Linked DNA regions of Mus musculus: region 2 is linked to region 1. Evidence: chromatin loops called from intact Hi-C (ENCODE). Cell type or tissue: heart. All regions are shown on one strand.

Region 1 (8,000 bases):
ATCTCTGAACCTGTAATCCAGCCCTATTAAATGTCTTTATAAGAGTTGCCTTGATCATATTGTCTCTTCACAGCTAAGATAATTAGTGTTTGATCACATTGGAGAAATGTAACTAAGACACTGCACTATCATGGGGACTAGAGTTTGAATCCCCAGTACCCAAACAAGTATGCCAGCTACCTGTAATCCCAGTTCTTGGGCAAGCTGGCTAGCTTGAGTAGCTGGAATTGCCAGGCTCAGTAAAGCTAGAGACCCTATCTCAACCAATAAAGTGGAAAACAATCAAGGAAGACTTCTGACGTCAACTCTGGGCTTCTGGACATAATTCATGCAATTATGTAATGTAGTGTTCCCCTTATGTGTGTACCATACATATGTGTGATAACTAATCTTATCAAAATGGCCAGATCTAGAATCAACTAAAACCCTGGCAGTTGGACACAATTATGAGGGATTTTTTTCGATTAAGTCATCTGAAGTGGAAGACTCACCCTAAATCTGGATCTTCAGAGATTGGAAGACCCACCCCAAATTCAGGTTATGTGAGTATAAAAGTAACTTTTATTCACCTGATGTAATTGTCATCTCCAAGACTTACTGCTTCAGTCTGATAACTTAGGCCTAGTCTGGAAGCTTCTATCCTCCATATGATCTAGGCCTCGAATGCTTTCAGCCTCTGAGACTTGCTGCTGTATAAACTTACCCTTTCTAACTCTTTCTGATTGATCTCTGGCTCAGAAGGTCTGGCTCAAACTCTTCTCCAAGCTGACTGATTCAAACTGGATTCTCTCTCAGTCTCAAACTTTGGCTCTGTTTGACCTCATATTAACTTTAGCAGTATGTTCTAATCATCTGGCTCTTTCTCATTCTCTGGTTCACTGTGACTTCACGTGGGTCTAGCTTGTCCTCTCTTCAGTCTGTCTCTGTAAAACTGTCCTGGTAAAACTGCTTTCCTCCTTTCTTTTCTCTACGCTGCCCTCTCTTTAGTCGTTTCCCTTTCCTTTCTCTTCTCATGGGAACTGGTCATATTCTATCTCTGATTCATTCTGTCAAATCTTTCTCCGATTCATCACTTTGTCACTCAATTAGACATTACTTTCAAACATGGGTACTTCCTTCTACAAACTAAACTTACCTTCATTGTTTGGGATTAAAGGTGTATACTAGTCACCTCTATATTTCCACCATAGGGATTAAATGTGTATGAAAAGGCTGAAAACTAGAAACAGTTTTTTTTCAGTAAATAACACAATCTTGGGTTTCATGGTGTTACCAAATATCCTGCAACAGTGAGGTTTGAAGACCTACCCTAAATATGAACCACACCTGGTGACAGCACCAGGATATTGAAGAAGGAAACTTTTGTTTCTTGCTCCTTGCCCTCACTCTTGCTGGCAAGTTTATCTTGTTTCTGAGGTATGCCTTTGCTACCTTCTTCTTCAAGACTCCAACATAGACTTAAGACCAACTGAGACATTAGTGGGACAATCATACGATTCTTTGCTTTTTTGATGGTAGATAGTCACTGCTGGACTTGCTGGTCCAGAGACAGGGAAAGAGAGAGAAAGGAAGAGAAAGAGGATATAGATAGATACAGATGATATAGATATAGATGATATAGATATAGATATAAATTAGTTCTATCAGTTCTGTACCACTAGAGAACCCTGACTAATACAACATGCGACCCCCCCCCCCACACACACACATGTAGGCATAACTATACAGCACCAATAGAACATGTTCACATGCATGCACACATGTAGACATACCATATTGGGCATGGTTGCTCTCACCTTTAATCCTAACACTCAGGAGGTAGGTGGGTAGATCTCTGTGAGTTTAAAGACAGTCTAGTCTCTGAAGTGAGTGCCAGGACAGCCAGAGATACATACTGTCTCAAAAATAAACATAAACAAACAAAAAAGAAACAACAAAAAAACCAAAACAAAAAACATACAGCAAATCTCTGGAGACATTACTATTATTTCAACATAGCATTTTTCAAGGACAATGAAAAATAAGGAATGTTAAAAATGGTTTGTACATTATAGCAGTACATGTCTGACAATGGTTGTCATTAATCTAAACCAGTCACTTGGTGATGCTGAGCAAGTAACCTGTGATGGACAATGGAGCAGCTGTTTGAAAAGAATATGACAAATTGTATCTACTTTACATGTCTGCAGATCCTAAAGATTAATATCGGTAAGTCGGTGGGGGAACTTTTGTCGTTACTAGGGCCAGTTGTCACATCAAGTGCTGGGAAAGTAAATCTACCCCTTTACCACACAGTTGGTTATTTTTGATATTTAGTTTCAAATGCTTTTTAAAAGTCTTGAGTGAGCACCTTCAAAAATATATTGTCAAATCTGATACACTCAGACCTCTCCTGCTAATCTGGGGACTCACATCATGTGGTTTCTGGTATTCTTCTCATTACAATGTGGACACCTCTTATTTGTATCCATGGGGCACTGCACTCATGTTCCTTTTACTTTACTGAGCCCAAGGCCAAGGTTGTAGGTCAAGGGTGTCGTGTAGAAGCTGACCCAATTCTAGTTAGGTGATTAGAGGTTAGACAAGACTGTGCTGGTTGAGCCTCAGTTTCCTCATTTGTAAACATAATATGCACCACCCTGGGCTGACGTGAGGAGTACATGAAAGAGTGTCACATAGAATAACCTATAGAAGTGAGGAGTACATGAAAGAGTGTCACATGGTATAATCTATAGAAGCTGCTCAGATGTAGTAGCTGCCTTTGGCTTTTCATTAGTCTACCTTGTGCTCAAAACTGGATAGGGATGTGCTCCTTTCTCTTCTGAATTTTAGGTGTCCTTTATAGCTTCCTGCTAAACGGCTGACCCTTGGCATCACGAGGTGACTTCCCATATATATATACATGGGACACTGCAAAGTTCTGTTGCTAGATCCCTGTAGGAAGTACTTCCATTCTCCTGAGTCTAATCCATGGTGCCTTGAACTAGGCACTAGAGGGAAGGATTACCAAGGATCAAACACTAATGAGACCACTGATTCAGAAGGTTGGATAATAAGGAAGAAACAGGTGGAGGTAGCGTTTTCAGTCACCAAGGAAACAAGTGAAGAGAGTGGCTAGCCAAACAGAGCCTTATTTCCACTCTTGGTAAAGTAATCTGACAAGCCATTTTCAGGAGGAAAGAAAGTTTGGATGACTAAAAAGTATCCCCCAAATTGATTGGGCCCTGAACTCTGAAACCTATAGCTATCACATAACAGGGAGGAAGATGTGATTAAATGTTGGCTCCTAAGTTGGGAACATTATCTTGGGTTACCCAGATGTACCCAAACACAATCCCATTGTTCTCCTCAGACAGAGCCAGAGGGACACTCAGCCCAGACAGAAGAGAAAGCAACATGTGGCTGGCAGCCCGTGTTAGAGGAAGCAGGAAGCACACTTGGAGGGAAGACAATAGCAGCTGATGGTACAGCTGATGGGAGATGAAGGAACAACATGAGTAAGAGATGCTGGGAAGGGGCTGGACGTGGGTCTCCTGTGACTTCTGCAGCTGCCACGGCTTCCAGTTCAGTCACCCACACTGGTTTAGGTGAGTTGGACTCTATTAAAGAGTAATGAAATGTGTGGTATTGGAAACGTCTGCGTGTGTAGTCATTTGTCATAACATAAATGGAAAACTAAGATACACAGTGAGGGAAGACGCAGACAACATAACTAAGGATGAGGCACACAACTCTTATAGACACATGAAATCATCAAATGTTGGTCCCCACACTTCTATAGCTCTCTCTGGGTAAATACTTCCCCTCTGAGTTAGAATTTCTTCATCTGGAAATAAAGCTAATAAATGTTTAATGTATAGATGCTCAATAAAAGGCAGTAGTCTTCATTTCTTTGTCATTTTCCTACTCTGTTGCCGGCATTTGCTGATTTCTAGTATATACTTTGTGGTCTCAGTCAGTGTTTGATTCCATTCCATGGAAATAAAAGGAATGTTGTACATACTGCCCAAGAGTTTTCCTGCAAGTTAAGGCTTCCCCCTTTACTATAAGAATATGTATATAAATAAAGACTTATTTTATTCTTAAAAAAGGGCAGTAGTCACTACATGACTATTGAAAAGGAATGATAAATTCTGGCAGCTATGCAGTGGGGACAAGTTATAGCCAGGCTTTCACCAACCCCTAGTACCGACTGCTGGTGTGGCTGACCAATGCTGTTCAATAGGGATCCCTGTTGCTCACATCATAGGGTGACGCAGGAGTCAAAAGATAGAGACATGAGGCTGGGGTCATGGCTCAAACAGTGAAGTGGCTGCTGTGAAACATGAGGACATCTTCCCCAGAATCCCCCCTCCAAAGAAAAGGTGGGAACAACGTCTATCTGTAACTTCACCATGGAGGATTGGAGGAGGTGGTGAGGGGCACGTGGAGACAAGTATACTCCTAGCCTTCACACCCAAATCTGTGAGCTCTAGGTTCAGTGAGACACACTATCTTCAATAAGTAGTTCAAGAACAATCATGGAAGGTTCTGGATTTTATACTGACACAAACACATGCATGTACAAGTGCACATACTTCCATGAACAATGCAGAAACCACACATACAAACATATAGATGATTTAAGTTTGTTTCATTCACAAGAAACGTAGAAATCTGTTTGGATGGCATCTGATTTAGTACAAAATCTAGTCATTTTAAGTTTTAAAACCACAAATATATTCTCTATCATCTGTAGAGACCACAGACCCCGACATATAAAAACTGACCTTTAATAGCAAGATAGCTTTCCTTTTCTGGGGGGTGAGGTGACCTTTCCACACACTTGCCCCTCCCTAATTCAGTTCTCTAAACTCTGAAATGGAGTTGCCACCTTCCTTCTCACCACATTGAATTAGCATATGTAAAGGGCTTGGCATGGGGAATTGGTGGTCCAGTAATCGGTAACTAGCAGTGAATAATTTGTTATTGTGGTTACTCACCTCTTAATTCACTTGAGTGACATGTCACTTTCCATGTTTCCAAACCACTTAAGTTCTGTAGACAGGGCTTTGGCTTTGGCTATTGAAACAACAGAATTTAGTGGCTAATAGAAAGTGGACGTTTACCTGAGTCCTACCGTCCCCGACTCATCAGGTTTGTGCTGCAAGCAATGAACCACAGCTTCCTGTCTTACGAGGGTACAAAATGGTGTTTAATCGTACTGAGCCGGTATGCAGATTATGCAAAGTGTAGATGTCTTTATGTGACTCAGAGTGAAGTAGGGGTCAATGGAGTAAAATCACTCAATGGAGTAAGTTCACACTCCTTTAAAAAAAACAGAAAATAAAGCATACAGGTCTGAGGCAGGGACATCACTAAACCGGTTGCCAGCATGAAGCCTTGCCTGCTCCTGGTGCTTGCTCTATGTGTCTTGCAGCTCAGGGCTCAGTGCTGTTAGTGGAGCAAGTTCTCAGTAAACAATACAAGGCCACTCTGTCCAGAAACCTGAGGTGTGAGCTGAGAAAAATCCCTCAGCTCAGAAGTCAGTGGTGACCTTTCCACTGAGACTGTTTACCGAAGCCAGCAGTCTGGGATGGAAGCGTGGGCTCCCCTTCTGAGCACACAGGGTGGGAATTCCCTCCAGAGCCCTGACCGTGCCCCCCTGCCTCGTGGGGGTTTCTGTTAGGCTGAAACTACCCTGCAGAAAGAAGGCAGCTGAAGAAGGGGGAACTCGGGCCTTCTGAAAGAACTTTTCCCCACTTCTTTCTGAAAACTGAACAACCCTCAGAAGAGCCAAATGTTTTCTGACTGGGCGAGCGCACAAGGAACACGCAGGGCATTCTGACTTTGGGATGCTGTGATCCAGGGCTGCAGAACCGGAGCAGAGCAGGTTCTCAGGCCGCCTGGGACAGCTGGAATGCAGCGTTGTTTCCTCTGAATTTATTGGCTTACTCCTCCTTCCCTACCGCCTCAGCCTTGATTTATGATTGTGCAGGCTCGGTGGCTTTGCTCCAACGTTATTTCTTTCTTCAGAAATAAACAAGGAGTTTTACAGCTTCATAACCGCCCCTAAGTTTGTTTGTTCTTCCCTCTGCGCAGCGTGGGCCATGTTTGGTCCCTGGGAAAGTCGTTTCTCTAATTATTTTCACATTTCAACAACTTTTGTTTCTTCTTCTTTCTTGGAGATTTAAAAAAAATGCTAATAGTACATTTGCTTTGGGTTAAATGATACCTTAAACATTTTCCCTGGCACTCACTGGGAGCCTGGGTGACTTAGGGAGTCCTGCTGTCTTTGCTTATAGGGCAATGTGCAGAAGAAAATCTGAAAACCCTGAAACTTCTTCTGGTATGCTGTTCCAGCCGTGTTCTCTCACTCAGTGGCTGGTTATTCTCCCAAACATACTCTATACTCTTCCATGCTCTGGACATCCCCTCCCACTCCTTGACTCTGGCTGCTCTATGCCCTTCTCCAGCTGGCAAACATCTGCTTAACCTTCAAGGCGCAGTTCATACACAAGCATCTTTCTGAGGCCTTCCCAAACTCTACTAACTGTGTGTCATATCCCTGTCCATGTTCTGGAAGGACCTTGCTTACATCTTTTTAGTCTTCTTCCCGACATTCATTCTAGCCTCCAACATCACACCTGTCATATCCGATCTATAAAGGTCAGATCTGAATTTGTTCCCTTCTACCTAGCAGGGTCTGGCCTGTGGGAAGGACTGGGTGGGATTGGACATGGGAGACAATATTGAAGTGATTTTAAGGGAAACCCATTCCATTCTGGTAACTATTGGAGGTGGTGAGGGTAAAAATGGCCTCCTGCATCACTTGGGAGACCATGAATAGAGATTTAACACACATGTAGGAGTGCCCAAGACTAACCTGAATGGGGTAGGAGCTTCAAATGTGGTCAGTTTGGAGTCTCCCTTTCAGAACAGGAGATTCTTGGATACTTCATAACTTCATGCGCCTTGTGTTACATGAAACCCCCTGCTATCAGGCACCTTTGCCATATTGGACCTACCTGGCCCAATGCCTGAACTTGGCATGCTTCTTCCACTATTTGGAATTGAACGGATGCTCATTTTAGGGTGTGCCTGCTCCACCTCTGGCATTTCCCTCACCTGGATTCTGTTGAGTCTGAGGAAGTTTCAGTATGCCTTGAAGATAACCCCACCTTTACCTGCTGGCACGTTTTGTTCAGAAATAGGCAAAGAGGGTGTGAGGCAGTATTCCCTCTTTTAAAACTCCCATGAGATAGTAATGATTCTAGAACCCAAGAGCTCTAGATGCAAAACCTTATTCTTTTATTCAAATCTCTTCTCCATAAATGTATGCCTGCCATGGGTTATGGAGGCCCTAAAGATCCAAAGGTGTCTTCAGTGACATTGTTGTTCTACAGACAATTTTAGAATCAGTGCAGGAAGTAAGTGTGAGAGAAAACTAAAGGGCAGGCACAAGGAGAGTCTGAATCCCAGTGTGGTCCAGGGCTGTTCTCTGTTTCAACTCTTTGCTTGTACAATGGGGTTCATCTTCCATGTTCTGTTTGCAGTGCAGTGGTGTGAGTGCCTATTCCACAGTTCAAGGCTTGGGTTGATAGTATAAACTTATTGTGATATCAAGAAGATGGTCAATAAATGTCGCCTTAATAAATGACAAGAGATGAATAGTTTCTGCTCTTAGCCTGTTTGGGGAAGGACAAGACCACCTACTGTGCTTTACCTATGTCATACCATGTACATGTGACCACTGTGGTCTTAGTTAAGGTTTCTATTGCTGTGATGAAACACCATGAACACAAGCAACTTGGGGAAGAAAGGGTTTATTTCGCTTCTACTTCCAGGGAACAGTTCACCATCCAAGGTTATTAGGGTAAGAAGTCAAATAGAGCAAGAACCTGGAGACAGGAGCTGTTACAGAGGCCATGGGTGGGTTCTGATTACTGTCTTGCTGTTCATGGCTTGCTCAGCCTGTTTTCTTAGGGAACCCTGGGCCACCAGCTCAGGAGTGACACCAC
Region 2 (8,000 bases), 80 kb before region 1:
GAGAGCTGCAAGCACAGGCTGGGACAGTAGGTCCTCAAGAGTCTGCAGCACACAGGGGGTGGCCTCATCACCTTCTCCTGGAAAGTTGTCTGCAGGAAGGGACAGATAAGTCTTCTACCTTGGAGAGTGCAGATAGACAGGGCTTCAACCTCTCTTTAAGCTGTGATCAGAAGGTCCATAACAAAGCCCTCAAGCCAGGGGCTTGACTGTAATGACATGGAGAAAGCTGTCATCACTGGAATTTTTATACATACATCATAACAGCTACCAATTACTGCCTACTTACTATATACTAGATACTATTCTAAGCCTTATTAAAACACTTGTTGGGACTGTTACTATAGAATTTCAATTCTGTGCTGAGAACACTAAGACAGAGTGGTTGAGTTATTTGCCAAAATGGTATGAGCATCAGCAACCAGCTTTTGTGTTCCAGTCCCTCTTGTCTTTCCCCCAGCTTCAAGCAGGAAGCAGGAAGAGGAACTTCAAAGGAGGAAGTAAGAAAAGGGCCTTTCAGACAGGGAGTGTGTATGCTGGACCCAAGCACGGGCTTGGGTGTGGCTCACACCAACTTGGCTCAAAGCCTGGTGCTTGCTGATTGCTTGCTTCCTAGCCCTCTGAACTCGCATGTGTAGTGTGGAGTTTGACGTGTAAACTTGCTAGAGAGTGTGGTCTCCAGCCCAGGGAGTGTCTAAGGACTTCGTGGTGGTTGTCTTTCAGGAATGAGTGAGTAACTTGTCTCCTCAGAGCCCACTCGTATTATGAAGCGCTTACTAAAACCAGCCCCACAGGTTTGTTGTGAGGAGCAAAAAGACTGTGCTTCAAACTGATATCTATTTATAACCATGACTTGCTACCCAATAGCTAACAACCCAGAATTGTTTTTAATTTGCAAGGGAAGGGTGGGAATGAGAGAAAGGAGGTTCACAGAAGGAAGCACACGTAGGACCGTGTTTGGAAGAGCCTGGCTGCCCTGCAGTCTGCCTGGTTCTTATCTGTGTCCTTATCCTCTGTTGAGACAGCTGGTCTTAGAAACTCTGGACAATGAACATGGAGTTCACAGCCCTACTCTGTGTTAGAGAGGACAGGAGAGGAGATGTAGATTTCGCCTACCAAACTGGACTCCTTGGAGGAGGAGAGAACAGAGACCAGCTACGAGGATCCAGGCCAGTCTCAGGGATGCTCAGATGTTTTGGTTCTGTATCATCTGTGAATTCTGAGTTCCGGGCCAGCCAATGAAAGGGTTCTACCAATGAAGACAGGGGTGAGGATGAGGTAGAAGGAGAAGGACCCTTACTTAATATCTCTCTCTCTCTCTCTCTCTCTCTCTCTCTCTCTCACTCTCTCTCTCTCTCTCTCTGACTCTGCCTCCCAAGTACTGGGATTAAAGGAATGCATCACCATTGCCCTGCTGGCACTTACAATTCTAATTCCTTGAGAGGTACAAACAGAGAATCTCACAGAGGAAGAAAGCTAACTCTGACTGGTCATTCCTATCTTTCACAGGGAGAGATCTGCTAGTCCCAGTAGAGATCCATTTCTGTTCATCTTCATTCAGCAAACCTTGAACAGAGCATGCCTGTGTTGGGAGCTAAGATATGGGTTGGTGCATCTCTAATCTCTCAGAGCTCAACCTAAGTTGGCTCAGACACAAAAACTGCTCCTGACAAAGGTGTGCTGACAAATCCTTGAGCCTGCCACATGGGCAAGTCTGCCAACTTGGGGCTTAGTCTTCCAAAAGCATCAGGTAGTGCCTGGAGTACCCCCACCCAATAGTAATCTTGGAGGGCAGTTTGGGAGGACCTATCTCCCTTTCATGCTGGTTATACTCTCTGTAGTTCTGTCCTCACTTCTTTAACTGTCTTGTCATCCAGGCTAGAAGTTACAGTGGGTAGAAGTCTAGCCTACTTGTCTCTTCTGAATCCAGCAGGAAAGAAAGAAAGAAAGAAAGAAAGAAAGAGAGAGAGAGAGAGAGAGAGAGAGAGAGAGAGAGAGAGAGAGAGAGGAGAGGGAGAGGGAGAGGGAGGGAGAGAAAAAGAGTGTGAGAGAGAGAGAGAGAGAGAGAGAGAGAGAGAGAGAGAGAGAGAGAGAGAAGAGCAGAAGATCTAATCTGAAGGAAGATCACATGCAGAGGCCAGAGGCAGAGTCGTGGGGTTCTAAGTGCTGACTCAGTTCTAAGGGCTAGACTCAGTAGACAGCTAACAGAACAGGCAGTTAGCTAGCTGGTTTACTTTAGTGGGTCTTCTTTACAGCTCTGGTGCTAATGGTGAGTAAAACTATACACGTGTGTATTCATTCTCTCTCTCTCTCTCTCTCTCTCTCTCTCTCTTCCTGTCTCTTACGCCTTCTGTCCCTCCCTCCCTCTTTTGCTTTCTCTCTCTATCTTAGTTAAGGTTTCTATTTCTGTGATAAAACATCATGACTAAAAGCAACTTGAGGAAGAAAGGGTTTATTTCAGCTTAGAGTACCATGCCGCACTCCATCACAGAGGGAACTCAGGTCAGGAACCTGAAGGCAGGAGCTAATGCAGAGACCATGGAGGAGTGCTGCTTACTAGCTTGCTACCATGGCTAGTTCAGCCTGCTTTATTACACACCACAGAACCACCTTCCCAGGGGTGGCACCACCAACAAAGGGCTGGGCCTTCCCATGTCAATCACTAATTAAGAAAATGTACTACAAACTTGCCTACAGGTAAATCTTATGGAAGCACGTGACACTAGCTGTGTCAAGTTGACATAAAACTATGCAGGGCACTTCTTCATTTTCTTCTCCCTTCTCTCCCCTCTCTCCCTGCCTCCTTTTCTCCAGCCCTCCCTCCCTGCCTTCTTCCCTCTCTCTTTCTAATTTTTCAGACAGGGACTGCTGTCAGCTATTAAACTAAGTGCTAGGATTACAGATATATTCCACTGTTCCGCCCTCAAGGTGTCCCCTATTTTAACATATGATAAATATTTGGAGATCTAAGGAACAAGTGCAGCAGATGTGTGTCCTTTATAGCGGGACTCTGGCTTTATATGCAAAATACCATTTCATCCACTGTCTGCCTGAGCAGGACTCTGGTTCTCTTTCTGTAGACTCACAGACATGGCTGGCTTGCTGATGGCCACCAAGTAGGAGCGGATCTGACCTTCACAGTCAGTTTGCTCCAACAAAAGCTTCCTTTAACATTGACACTTCTGCCTGCTGGGTTAATTAGCTGCTTGAAACCCACTAGGCAATCTTCTGAATGTCTCCAGTTTCCATTCATGGTTTCTTCACTTAGGGCTAGCAGTGGGCAAGCAATCTCTTCTCTCTGACTGAGGGGTATGACTATAGTCTGCTGTGACATCCTAAGGAAGTTCCTGTTGGTGCAGTGGGGGAAGCTGGTGCCTCTGTTTGGTTCATTCATCCTTTCTTCTCTTCAGTTTTAGAGCTAGAGTATCTTTCCCAAGAGAGAAAGGTTTCGGTGGGGTCTTTGTTTCCCTTGGGCATATTTACTTGCAGAATGGTGGATGATAAATAGTCAGCCCTCCTCTCCACTCTCGGTATCTGGCCATTGTTGGGGAAAGCCAAACATTCTGGTGATAACCCCCAGAAATGATAACATGGCTGGTTTGAAAGTCACTTGCTGAGGTCTTTGTAGGGAGGAAGCCATGTTCTTCCTGATAGCAAGGAGCACACCAAGACAAGCAGGAACTCATTTAGGTTAGAAGAAGAAACCTCAGACCTTACTCTTCCTGTCAGGTCACAGCAGGTCACAGTAGGTCACAACAGGTCTTGGCAGGGCAGGGCAGAGGCTGGGCTGTGGGTTAAGAAGCCAAACACCTCTTTACTCATCTGGATGACACCGATCGGTCATGGGTGACAGTTTCCTAGTTTATAAAATATAAATTATAATAATACATTCTGCCTTGGGAGTCTAAATGAAGTGCAAATACAGGTAGAGATGACAGTCTACTGCCTGAGAAATATACACTGTGTGTTTTTTACTCAGCCTTGAACTATCCATTCCAAGGTCTGGTCAATTCTCCCTTCATCTAGTACAGTGTCTCTAACTTAACTGTGCAGTTGCCCATGACTAGGTTATTTTTAGACATTGGGTGTGCAAGGGTGTCTAGGACCCAATCCTTGCTTTAAGGACTTCAGACTCTCAGTTCTCCAAATTCTTGACTTTGCCACCCACAAATTAATAACATATTAATAGTTGTGCTTATGCTGCTGCTGCTGCTGAACAGCTTGTGCAATTTACTGGAAAGAAAATGTGTGCTGTCTCAGTGCTGGCTGCTATCTGGGCACAGTAGCCTGTATCCCTAACAATCCCCGAGGATAATGTACTAATAGTCCAAATGATGGGAAAAGAATGCTGGAGGAACAAGAGCAGATCAGTTACCTGTCAATGGTTTTACAGCTGAGAATGTGGAGAGCTGGGATTCCAACCTATCTCCTTCCAATTCTAGGGAATCTCTATATCTTCCAAGCAACCCCCATCCAGCTTAATATTTTGCAGGTAGGCTGGCCTTTCTGAAGCCTAAGGACCTCCCCTCCCCCACCCCCCATACACACACACAGCCCCAGCTTCCGGAGGCAAGGGCCTTTATGACCTTATGATAAGATTTATTTCCAGATGAGGGTGTTGGGAGGAGAGCAGGCAAACCAACATGCTACCTGCAGCTTTGCAGGCAGGAGCTATGGAGACATCACTCCTAAGTGGCAGCTCAGAGGCTGCCGGGTGGCAAGGAGCCTTCTGCAGAGGCGAGAAATATGTGCAAACAAAACCAACAGCTTTTCTTTCTGCTCCCCAAAGTTGCTAAAAATGCCTGCGGGTTTGCACACAAGCAGACGCTGTGCAGTGCTCACAATGCTGGGTGGCTTCCTCTTCGCAGAGCCAGCAAGAAAAGACCTGGAAGGTATTTCTCACATTGTTGTTAAACACACACACATCAGACAGGGGAGGAGTTCCAAGGTAGTCCCAGGGTTCGGATTTCTGCCAAGTCTCTCTTTACTTGTTGTTAAGCTAGGGGAGAGAGAGAGAGAGAGAGAGAGAGAGAAGGAACAAGATATATCATTGACAAACCCATCATTCTTGTAGTACCTAGAATTGTTGGAAAACCATTCTTGCCCTCGGCATCAGGCAGCCCCCCATCATGTGCTTAGATCGCAGTCTTCCCATTTAGAAAATGGGAATGGCAATAGTTTCTGCAGAAATGATAGCTGCAGAAAGGCAGGGGTTTGGCCTATTGTGTTTTCCTGCCTTCTGATGCTGGCAGCACCTGACACAAATTACATCTTCTTTTGTTGACCAAGTAAATATGTGAATAGGTGGATGGGCACCTATTTGTAGAGTTATTGAAAGACTGGAACGAAACTTCCTGCTGTGAAATTGTCTCTGTACAGTGATGTACACACTGAGGGTGTGTGATGGCCACAGAACATGGTATGGCTTTTATTAAAGCGACACCTTCAACTGTTGTTCATTTGTGAGCTTTCTCTGATACCGAGAAGTAAAGACACACAACACCTGATTCTTCGTGTACTTATGCACTGAGGTGATGCGGAAACAAGCCTGAGAGACTGTCTCAGCCTGTAAAGTGGTAGAGCATGGAAGTTTCTGGAAGAGCTATTCAGGGAAAGTTCTCACGTCAAGGCCATCACCAGACATTTTCCAACACATTTCAGAACTGGGCCCCTGAGCTTTCCTGTTAGCCTCTCTATAGCTTGTTTCTCCTTTCTCTCACAATCTCTCCCTGAAATACAGTTTCTCTCGTTCTGACGTGACTGGTGATAGTGCTAGGCAACCTCGCAGGCCTGGTCATGGCGACCTCCTTCTGTACTGCTGTGTTTGTGCAGATAACCACCATGTCCTGCCTGGGAAGCTACTCTGCTTCTCTCCATCATTTGTTCTCCCAGTCTTATGTGTTTCAGACCTTCCCCTCTACCCTGTATGCCTCAATAAGCCCTACTGCATTGTCACTCCCAGCCCAAGAACTTGTTTCACATCTCTGTGAGAAGAGAAGTCACACAACCACCTACCACAACGGATCCTTAAGAAGGGCATAGGTAGGCTAGAGATCGTTTCCCAGTGGGCAGCAGGAGAAAGGCTGTTCCTTATAGTGTGGAGTGTGAGGGAGAACACATACCACAGGGAGGCAAGTGTGTCCCCTTTGCTGACTTAGCGGGTAGCCTGGAGATGGTATTGAGAGTCAGACTGGGCTGGAGGGCTGGGGGCCCTCTGGAAGGGGCTATGGAAGAGAAGGCATTGTTGATGTAAGACCAAAACAAAACAAAAATCCCTTAACTCTCACAACTCAAAGGGAGTAAAGGAAACTTTATTACGGAGCCAAATTTGAGTGGCATTGGAGCAGCGTGCTGGCTAGTTTTATTTTAGCGTGACCCAAACTAGAGCTATCTGAAAGGAGGAAATCTCAACTGAGAAGATGCCTCAGTAAGACCAGGCTCTAGGCCAGCCTGTAAGGCATTTTCTTAACTAATGATCATCGAGGGCAGAGCCCAGCCCACTGTGGGTGGTGCTACGCCTGCCACCGATGGTCCTGGGTTCTACAGGAAAGCAGGCTGAGCAATCCATGAGAACAAGTCAGTAAGCAGCACCCCTCCATGGCCTCTGCATCAGCCCCTGCCTCTAGTTTCCTGCTCTGTTTGAGTTCTTGTCCCAACTTCCTTCAGTGATGGACTACAGTGTGGAAACATAAGCCTAATGCGCCATTTCCACCCATCTTGCGTTTTGGTCATGATGTTTTATCCCAGCATTAGAAGCTCTTAGTACACATTTCCCTTCCCTTGTGTGTCTGGCAGGTACTTGTAAGATCTTGGAAAGCTCCACTCACCACCCTGTGGGCCCCAGGACATAGCCACACACATGGCTGCTAAGAGGCAGCTTTTTCCTCCCCTCCACCAACAGAGTAAGACAAAGCCCACAGAAATCTATTCAGATGAATCAGTCCGTGAACAGATCTGTCCAGCCACCCTGCTGGTATGGAGTTCGTGTGACTGGTGATAGTGCTAGGCAACCCCGCAGGCCTGGTTATGGCAACCCCTAAAGCGCTGCCATGGAGGCAGAGGTAGGAAGTGACAAGATGTCACAACTGGAGTGAGATAGAGCAGGAAAAGCCATTGGGTAGAGTGTGCAGTTAAAGTGGGAATCAGGAAGGATGGCTCTGAAGGTGACCTGGAGGTGAGACTTGAGGGGAGCTAGGCAGCCTCTGGTTTGTCTCTGAGAGGAGAAAGCACACAATTCTTAGAAGCAGGATGGAGGAAGTGGGGGCAAAAGGAAAACATAGGTCTGTGTGGTGACAGGAAGAGGAGATGGGCCACACAGAACCCTCTTGGTCACTGTGGTGTTTCTAAAGTTTCTTACTTTAGCAGTGAAGGCAAACATAGCAGGCTTTTAAACAGAGGCTTTGAGCTGATTTGTGTTTTAAGAGAACTTTTCTGGGGACTGTGTTGAGAAGAGGAACAGAGGGGGGCAAAAGTGGAGATGTGACAGCTATGCAGGTGAGAGGTGACAGCGTTCAGGCTTGGGTGGTAGATGCAGTAAGACATCAAATTCTGAAGGGAAACCAGATGGGTGTGTGGAGCCACTAAAACTGCGATGTGGAGAACAGGGAGAGGTTACAGGTGCACTTCAGGAGGTGGAGTGGCGCCAAGAGTCCAACCAGAGTGAACCTAAGGACACAGAATGAAAGGGTTCAGAGGTAGGGCAGGCATGCGCCAGTTTAAGGAGCGAAGAGACAGGATGGCAGCTGTAGGGGTATATGAGCTTGACGAAGTGTGTTCATGTTTATGTGGAAGACATACCAGTATATGAATACTGTGGTAGAAACAATCCCGTCCCAGGGACAAATAGCAGTGGTGGGTAATGTCGATGTGGGAGGAGAGTGCTGCTGGAGCAATAGCCCCAGAGACAGGAGAATGTGTCTAGCACAGATCTGCTGTCCAACAGAGGGCATGTGCTCGCTAGGCACAGTATGTTAATTTGTTTTTGGCAAACTTGACACAAGCTA

Evidence for each region. Peaks named below come from ENCODE experiments on the same cell type or tissue, not always from the same donor. Only the 100,000 strongest peaks of a DNase experiment are listed, where the experiment ranks them.
Region 2: it touches region 1 in a loop (2.0-fold over the local background); 2 of 42 quality-filtered maps call a loop at or near these places.

What each region holds. Positions count from the first base shown.
Region 1 is chr4:95,273,010-95,281,009 of GRCm38, forward strand. No RefSeq gene overlaps it. Among named protein-coding and RNA genes, the nearest start is that of Gm32240, 69 kb to the left of the region's middle. In heart, no CTCF peak of the experiment used is centred here; DNase peaks (open chromatin) are centred at 3,412 and 5,882; H3K27ac peaks cover 423 bases.
Region 2 is chr4:95,192,679-95,200,678 of GRCm38, forward strand. It overlaps Gm12708 (predicted gene 12708), which reads left to right and starts at 626. Exons shown (of 4, transcript NR_166673.1): 1 at 626-726. It overlaps Gm32240 (a long non-coding RNA gene), which reads right to left. Exons shown (of 3, transcript XR_376399.3): 3 at 4,566-4,996. In heart, no CTCF peak of the experiment used is centred here; a DNase peak (open chromatin) is centred at 563; H3K27ac peaks cover 3,783 bases.